3 separate regions of the Mus musculus genome follow, and regions 2 and 3 are each linked to region 1. A link is a contact called in ENCODE Hi-C or POLR2A ChIA-PET data. All regions are on one chromosome and are shown on one strand. The core of a region is the stretch at or near the end of the contact, and the rest is flanking DNA. Distances in the headings are between cores, read along the strand shown.

Region 1 (2,903 bases), core at 204-2,703:
TTAAAGGGCCAAGCATTGTGGAATTGCCAGTCCTTTCTACTTCAAAGGTTAAAGCTGGAGACTCAACTTGGTCCCAACACAAAAAATAAATAAGAAAAAGAAAAACTCAGTTAGTTAGTTAGTCTGTTAGTTTGTTGTTTTTATGAGACAGAGTCTTCGTATGTAGTCCTGCTCTCCATAAACTTGTGTAGTCTAAACCTTAAGCTCACAGAGAATTACCTGTCTCCCCTGACCACTAGGGACCCAGGACCACATATTTCTATCTTAAGAGATCTTCCAAGGTATTCTCTCAGCACCATTACTAAATATAAAAGAAATAATTCCTTAATTAAAATGTGGGGGGCTGGTGAGATGGCTCAGTGGGTAAGAGCACCCGACTGCTCTTTCAAAGGTCCTGAGTTCAAATCCCAGCAACCACATGGTGGCTCACAACCATCTGTAATGGGATCGGGCTTCCTCTTCTGGAGTGTCTGAAGACAGCTACAGTGTACTTACATATAATAAATAATTATTAAAAAAAAATGTGATTTGAAAGCATCTTTTGGATCCAATTTGACTGAAAAACTTTTTCACTTCAATAAAGACTAGTTTGTCTTTGATACTAATTTTATGATCTGTGAGAAACATTTAATTACAATGTATACAGGCCAGCCAGAACTACATCAAGAAACTCTTGTTGAAAAAAAACCAAAAAGGTAGAGCTTTCTTGTGTCTTCAGACACTTTAATATTTAAAAATAGCATATAATTGAATACACGAAGATAATCATTGTGGCATACATACTTAAAAGGAATGGAAGCTTTAAAAAATTAGGTGCAAAATAGTTTGCTTTAAAACAGGTTTTTTTGAGTCTTATAAGTAGATGGTTTCTTCCTTTTCAATAGTTTTTTTTTCTTGATTGCCATTTTGATAAGTTACACTTGATTTGATCTATTTGGTTTAATAGAGTAGTCATTCGTTTAGAGAAATCGAAATCAAAATGAAGTATGGGTTTCTACAGACGAAACACTACTGTATGTAGAAATTGTGACAGTTCATTATCAAGCTGCTTTTTGAGTGGCGTCAGCATCTGAGCGGTGATTTAAAGCCCTTCAGCCAGATCAGGAAATCGATAAAGAGAGAACCGAACAGCAGGAACATAGTGAAGTTTGCCTGTCCCTGGGAAAGAAAAGATTACATGTGATTTAAGAATTGCCGAATCAAAGGGAGCATTAGTTTTGATTAAGGAAAACTGTGTGCCAGCTACCATGATAGATTGGTAAAATATGTGTTCATATACTGTGAATTCAACACTGAAAGCTCTGAAAGACTAATTGGTTTGAAAGGTTTAAGACTGACTCCAAAGTACCAAACAGCCAGACTACCGCAACCTAATTAAAACCTGGGTTGTAGAAGCCGGAAGCTGACTGGGCGGGACTAGACGCTCATTGGCTCCCACCGTCTGGTCTGCACCAGCGCAAACGCGGAGGTCCCCGCCAACCCTCACCCCACCCCCGCACTGTGACGACTGCGCATGCGTCAGTGGTGAGTGGCGGCCACGGAGTGTGGCGGCGGAGGGTCAAGGGATGTTTTGGGTGGGTTCCGAACCGGGTCCATACTGACCCTTGGAGACTTTCCCAGTAGGGGCCTCGTCTCTGCGGGGTCCTTCTTCTTGGACATCTTGAGCCGGAAACAAGTCCTTAGTGGTCCGGTCGGAATGGTGCCTGGGGAAGGGATATATATGCATGGACACGAGGAAGCCTTGAGCCTTAGCATGGGGTTTGGCTGGCCGGGCTGTTCATCCAAACTTACCTTGTTGTGTGTTTGTGGCTTGCTTTCTCTGTGCAAGTTTTATCTCAGGTCATGGTGGGATTTATTATTTTGAGATGGTCTCACTGTATAGCCAGGCTGGCCTCGAACTCAGACTCATTGATCCCTCATTTTTCCCGTGTCACCACACCCAACAATCTTTCTTTAAATAATAAACAGTATTTAGGAAGTGAAGGACTTCCCTCAGGCAGAGACTTGTATGAAAATGAAAGCACACGATTTTTATACACTCGAGATGCACAGGCAGACAGATCTCTGAGTTCAAGGCCAGCCTGGTCTACAGAGAATTTTCCTGGACAGCCAAGGCTACACAAAGAAATCCTATCATTCATTCATAGGTAGATAGATAGAGCAAGTTCTAGGACAGCCAAGGCAACACAACTGTCTTGAATCAATAAGATTACTTAGAGAATATCTGCCAGGCATTGTCATCTACAGAGTTCACGCTCAGGGAACAAACAAGTTGAGAACAATGTCATTTCTAGTGACTGTGGGTGCCTGTCTCTGAGCCGCAGGTTGAGCATACTTGACAGGTCATTCTATTCGCCTACTAGTACAGCTACCCTTCCTGCAGTTTACTAACGACTCTGGAAAGAAACTTTGTTTCATTCTCTTTCTGCTGGCTTAAACTCTCTTGACCTAAATATCTTGGAGAAGGTACTTAGATACTCTGACATACAGTATTGTTAGTTTTTTGTTGTTGCTTTCGTAGATCTGATGCATGGGAATAGAAGTTTGTTTTGATTTTGGGTTTTTTTTTTGGGGGGGGGGTTGGTTTTGTTTTTTTTTGTTTTTCCAGACAAGGTTTCTCTGTGTAGCCCTGGCTGTCCTGGAACTCACTCTGTAGACCAGGCTGGCCTCGAACTCAGAACTCCACCTGCCTCTGCCTCCTGAGTGCTGGGATTAAAGGCGTGCACCACCACGCCCGACTAGAACTAGAAGATTTTTATAGAAATGAAGAATCCCTGCTGCTGCTGCCGCTGCTGACCCTTTCCCCACGGTAGTCCCATCTTCCTGTAACCCCATTTCCATTTTTCCTATCAAGGCAAGGCCTTGACTTTATTTCCCATCAGGTTCTTCCCTGTTGCCCTTAG
Region 2 (2,903 bases), core at 193-2,692, 47 kb after region 1:
AACTTTGCTTCTCATCTGAGGTTCTATCCCCATATTAGTTTCCCCAGACACTCTCTCAGAGGGCGTGCCTCTTAGCTCTCGGCGCCCCAGCACTTCTAGATTACACTCCTACAGGCCTCCTGTAAAAAAGGGTCATGTGGCCTGGTTCTTCATGGTGTATCTGGCAGAGAATTGGTATTTATTGCATAACAAATACAGAAGCAGCATTTCTTCAAAGATCGTGACAGACCTTTGTAGAAACCAATCGCTCCCAATTTAGTTATACCATCTGCCTCTCCTAGCCCCTCCCTGAGCTCTAGGACCAGTAGACACCCGCCTTACCTGGCCTGCCCCCCGTGGTTCATCCCAGTAGTTCCACCCGGCCCCACCCATCACCTCCGTCCGCTCCTCAGACCCCGCCCCTCGGGCACTACACCATCTCCATAGCACCACCCGACCGTCTTGCCACTCCCCTCCCGCTCCAGCCGATCCCACCCGATCCCCCTCACGACCCCTTCCTTCAAGCACCGTCCACCTATACCGCTCCAGTGGCAGCCGGGCCCCGCCCAGGCCCCACCCGACCCCGCCCACCACGTGCTCCGCCCCGCCCCTCGGCCCCGCCCTCCAACGGACTCCACCCTGCCCCACCCACCTGTTCTGCAGGCCCCGCCCCTCCCCTCGGGCCCGCTCACCTGTACGCCCAGGGCGACACGCTGCGCAGGTTGGTGGGTGGCCGGAAGCGGCGGTCGGCGGCCCTGCCCCCGGCCGGGCAGCTGGCATTGCGCGCCTGCTCGCGCGGCCCGAGCTGCAGCGTGTGGTGGAAGGCGCTGAGCACGCCGGCCGCCAGCCGCCCGTACAGCTGCTCCAGGAGCTCCTCCGGCCGGTCCGCGCAGTCCCGCGGCCGCGCCGGGCGCCTCCCGGTCCTCAGCGCGCCCGCCGCGCGGCCCGGCGCCAGTGCCAGCAGGAAGCCGACCGCGAGCATCCAGACCTGCGGGACAGGCCGAGCTCAGCGTCGCGGGACCCGCCCGGCGCTCCGCACACCGTGAGGCCCTCCCCGAGCATGGGCGCCGCGCGGGCCGGCCCCCGAGCGCCGTCCCCGCCCGCCCGCCGCCCGCGCGGTCCCCGGGGCCCGGCCCGCCGCCGGCCCGCGCGCCCCCGGCCCCCGCCGCCGCCGCCGCCCAGAGCCGGAGCCCGCGCGGGGGGCGGGTGCGGGGCGCGCGTGCACGTGTGCGTGTGCCTGCCGGGCTGCTGCGCGGCGGGCTGCGAGTGCCTGTGAGACGCCTCTCCGGGCCGTCCCGCCGTCCTCCCCCCGTCCCTCTGCCCCAGCCCGGCCTCGGCCATGCCTCGCCGGTACCCCCGAGGGCGCTCACCAGTGTCCCCAACATCGCGTCGCCGTGATGCTTTCCAGACTTGTTAGGAGGGGGGCTGAAGGCTCTTCTGCGAAGTAAATAAGGGCGCCGCACACGCGGGGCGTGTGGCCTGCGGGCTGGGTGTCGCCCCTACAGAAGTGGACTGGCGGTCCGCCTGGCTGGAGGAGGAGGAGGTGGTGACTGGCCTCGACGCCTCGGCACGGACCAGTGGGGCCTCGGGGATGCAGTCGAGAGGCCGACTTTGGCTCAGAGGAAACGGATTTCTCTAGACATTGAAGCGGTCCAGGAGCTGGACAGGCCACTTGGAAATGAATGAACTCCAACCTAGAAGGACTCTCCTTCTTGCGACCACTTCCTCTTCTGGGATTTCATAGTTCGAAGAATTATACAAGAGATTAAAAAACAGTTATGTTCTGTTAGGCTAGAAGGAGGCTGTTTTCCCTTAAATACTCATAAAATGACTCCATGCCTCTTATTCAGCTAAGGGCCGAGTAATAAATACCCTCCCCCACCTGACACATGCTGTAAATGGGCATCTCTTGGTCTAGTTTTACAGTGTTGGAGAACTCAATCATGGTAATTAATTGTGTGAGCAGACATGTAAAATGAGCCTAAAGTTCTGTGAATAAATTAAGGGGAATCAGCTCAAATGAAGGACTCTATTGAATCTGAAGAGAGCTTGCTCACTTACTTGTTCATTATTTAAATGCCTTGCTTACCAGGCATCCAGCTAGTGAATATGATTACTTTTGAGCATTTACGCTTTGAGAATAAAGAGAAATGGCTGAGACTAGCTGAACGCTTTTTGAAAGTGTGCAAAATATTTTTTTGACTCCCTAAAACGGCTTGCAGCTTTGGGTTTTAACCAAGTTGTAAACCAGTGGTTAACTGCGTTTCAGTTCTGCTATGCAGAAAAACACTTGCCTTCAATGTTTTAAAACTGAAATACTTTGTAGCGGCTCTACCTTTAAAAGTCCCTTCAAACCTTACAGCTTAAAACATTTTACAATTCCTAGTAAACACATTTGGGTTTATGAAACACTTTGACTCGCACATAAATTGTTAACGTTGTCTCCTTCCTAGTAAAAAAACGGGAATAAAGACATCAGCACTCAAGTACTACTAATTTTCCATTTGAAAGGTACAGCGTAGGAGTATTTTCGAGGCGAGCTTGTCATTACCAGAGTTCCACGGAACTACTCACTGTGCTAATCAACAAAGTACCTTCCAGTGTCTGACCAGTTTGTGGAAGCCTCCAGTTACTGAAAACTTAAACTGAGTAGAGCATAAGATTCATTTGTGATTAAACAGGGGAGCAAAGGCTATAAATAGGTGCAGATTAAATAAAAAGTTCCCAGATCTGAGCATTTTATGAAGATACAAACATGTTAATAATTATTCCAGACTTGAGGCTGGGGAGATGTCTCGGTGGGTAAATGGGTTGTTGTGTTCTAGGGGTGGCCCAGGTTCTATGCCTGGGTCCCAAATAAAGGTGGGAGGAGAGAACCCACTCCACAAAGCTGTCCTCTGACCTGCACATCCATCCATCTTGAC
Region 3 (2,903 bases), core at 283-2,782, 36 kb before region 1:
AGAAAATGTTTTCTAGGCAGGCAGATACTAGTCCCTAGGAGTCAGGGCTAGAAGACCTGTATGAAATTAAGGTCAGCCTGATCTACATAACAAGCTTACAGGGCTGCATAAAGAGATCTTCTCTTAAAAAAGAAGGAAGTGCTTTCTGATTTCATGGACGACTTTGGAATTGGCAGTGGTTATTTGCTCACTGTGGGGGAAAGTACAGAGGGATGGGTTGTGCATGGTATCATTACTATTAGGGATAGATGTGGAGTTGTTTGCAGATAACAAGCAAGTTTGTAACAACAAGCAAGTTAGTCTTTATTAGTCTACTTTCAAAATATCTGATATTATGTTTATATAGATGGGTAGCAATGTAAACACTATATTTAATAATGCACCTCTAGGTTCAGAGTGAAAACACAGGATGATCTCATACACTTTTCCCTCCTTATCATCATCTGCTCCATTAAGCCTATATTAGAGTGGTATCTGTGTTATTGCTGTACCTGCATTGATTCATGGTTGTCACTCAGAGTCCATGGGTTCCGCGGGGCTCATTTCTGGTGCTCTAAATTTGTGTTATTATTATTACTGTTGTTATTATTAGACAGTGTCTCTCTATATAGTCTTAACTGTTCTGGAACTTGCTATGTTCACCAGGCTAGAGCTCACAGAGATCTACCTGTTTCTGTCTTTACCTCCCAAGTGCTAGGTTTAAGGCATTTGCCACCATGTCCAGCCTCCTGGTGGTATAAGTTTTTTGGATTTGGACAAATGCATAATGGCATATATCTTACCCTATAGAGTATTTGCCTTCTGTAAAAATTCTGTGTGCTTCGTCTGTTCATTCTTCTACACCAGGCTATGGCAACTACTGGGTGATAACATCATTCTCCCTGCCTCTCCTCCTCCTCCTCTTCCTCCTCCTCCTCTCTCTCTCTCTCTCCCCCTCCCCTCCCTCTCTCCCTCCCTCCTCCCTCCTCCCCTCCCCTCTCCTTTCTTCCCTCCTCTCCTCCTTTCTCTCCTCTCTCTCTCTGTCCCTGCCTCCCAAATGATGGAATTTGAATGTGTGCACCACATATTGAGACATACTACTCTTATGGTCTCTATAATCTTCCCTTCCCAGAATGTCCTGTATTTGGAATTATAGAATGATGTTGGGCTTTGGTCACTGAAATTATTTTCATTGTCAGAAAGGGACCAGATCAGAACAGAATCCTGTCATTTCACTATTTTGGGGAGTATATACTCAAAATTATTAAAGCATAAATGTCCCTTTTTTCTGTGTCTGAAGCTCTGCATCCTCACTTCTCTCCATCTCCAGGCTAGTTATAGGCAGAGGGAGCAGTGCTGATAATCATGTTTTGATTTCTACTCCCCTCTTCATATTCAAATGGAGTAAAGTGGGGTCAAGTAGGTCCCATAAGCTCTAAGCCCCTCTCCAAAGCCCTTCTGGCACTAGGCCTGACAGTGCTCAGAGCATGAGCACATAGAGTCTAGATTGGTCCCCTTAGTCATCTGTCCACATGCTGCCAGCAGGCTCTGGATCTGGGCCAGAGTGGCCATGGAACAGAGCCAAGGTGTTATGAAAAAGCACTAGCTTGGGTTTCACGTCTCTGGGATTAGACTGGAAGATCCAGTTGCCAATTGTCATCAACCAGATTTCTCACACTTTGCCTGATGAGTTACTTTATTAGTGTACAGAGGGAACCAAAACTTTGTTTTTTCTAAGAAGCTCAGTCTTTATTTTAAATCACCATCCAGTGTATAAGGTCTTGTGTATTCTACTTGAGATCATCCTAATAGCAGGGTTAAACGGAGGCATTATGGAGAATTCCTTTAATAATACGAGTACAAGGTTTTAAATTTTTTAAAAAGACTTTTACATTTTGATTCGTGTTTTAAATATGTACTTAGAAAAAACGATAGTAGGTCTTTAAAATATCCTGTTTTTCTTTTTGAGACTAGATCAGAGGGTGCTACTCCTAAGTCCTTTTAGATATGTTACCAGTCTGTTTGTTTTGGCAAGATAAACTGTTAAGACTTGACAAATGATGTCTGCAAAGCACACGCCTTGTTAAGTATATAAACAAGCCACAGATGTTTCTATGGGAAGAACGGATCCTATTCACTTCAGGATTCCAATGTTAGCTCTTCGTATTTGAGGAAATTATAGAAGGAATAGAACCATTGTTCCCATTGTTTATAACCAACATTGTGCTTTGGTTTTCATCTGTGTTTTGTTTTTCCTTTTTTAAAAAAGCACAGTGTATATTAACTATAAAGAGTAATTTTCACGTGTGTATGTAACATACTTGGATCATGCTCATCTGAGCCACTGCCATACTGCACAGTACAGGCAGAGACAGAAACAGAAACAGACTGTGCCATGTGTTTTTGTTGACTGTACTTTCATGAGCATTACAGTTACTTTTTAAAAAAGATTTATTTATTGTATATATGTGACTACACTGCAGCCGTCTTCAGACACACCAGATGAGGTCATCGGATCCCCATTACAGATGGTTGTGAGCCACCATGAGGGTGCTGGGAATTGAACTGAGTTGCAGACAGTGCTCTTAACTCCTGAGCCATCTCTCCAACTCCTACGGCAGTTTTTTGTTTGGCTTTTTTTTTTTCAAGGATTTATTTATTATTATATCTAAGTACACTGGAGCTGTCTTCAGACAGAGCCAGAAGAGGGCGGGCGTCAGATCTCATTACAGGTGATTGTGAGCCACCATGTGGTTGCTGGGATTTGAACTCAGGACCTTCGGAAGAGCAGTCAGTGCTCTTCACCACTGAGCTATCTCACCAGCTCTAGTTTTTTGATACAATCAAGAGGAAGCTTGATCGCCGTCCTCCTCCTGAGGCTGTCTGCATAGTTCTTGCCTTCCATCTTACTGTGTGTGAGGCCG

What was found. A loop is a pair of places that touch in the nucleus more often than their neighbours do. ChIA-PET counts read pairs that join two places held with the same protein, here RNA polymerase II (POLR2A).
Region 2: a loop to region 1 is called in a map of left cerebral cortex, with 2.4 times the contacts of the local background. The contact joins the promoter of Il17d here to the promoter of 1700039M10Rik in region 1. A Hi-C loop is called at or near these places in 11 of 37 maps with a recorded cell type or tissue (adrenal gland, gastrocnemius, heart and 1 more). POLR2A ChIA-PET finds 5 or more read pairs at or near these places in 2 of 5 experiments (Patski and embryonic stem cell).
Region 3: a map of gastrocnemius shows a loop between it and region 1 (1.9-fold over the local background). The contact joins the enhancer-like site here to the promoter of 1700039M10Rik in region 1. A Hi-C loop is called at or near these places in 2 of 37 maps with a recorded cell type or tissue (gastrocnemius and heart). POLR2A ChIA-PET finds 5 or more read pairs at or near these places in 2 of 5 experiments (Patski and embryonic stem cell).

What each region holds. Positions count from the first base shown.
Region 1 is chr14:57,570,164-57,573,066 of GRCm38, reverse strand. 1700039M10Rik (RIKEN cDNA 1700039M10 gene) reads right to left here and starts at 1,453. Exons shown (of 2, transcript NR_152103.1): 1 at 1,382-1,453; 2 at 699-1,158. It overlaps Eef1akmt1 (EEF1A alpha lysine methyltransferase 1), which reads left to right and starts at 1,485. Exons shown (of 5, transcript NM_026526.3): 1 at 1,485-1,524.
Region 2 is chr14:57,523,368-57,526,270 of GRCm38, reverse strand. Il17d (interleukin 17D) reads right to left here and starts at 1,442. Exons shown (of 3, transcript NM_145837.3): 1 at 1,350-1,442; 2 at 672-967. The coding sequence starts at 1,364.
Region 3 is chr14:57,606,303-57,609,205 of GRCm38, reverse strand. The region is part of intron 9 of Xpo4 (exportin 4); the gene reads left to right. Among named protein-coding and RNA genes, the nearest start is that of 1700039M10Rik, 36 kb to the right of the region's middle. Within about 2 kb of position 1,532, at least 1 of the 3 ENCODE cell types and tissues checked has a DNase peak (open chromatin) inside an H3K27ac peak, as active enhancers do; it is gastrocnemius, where a contact is called at or near this core.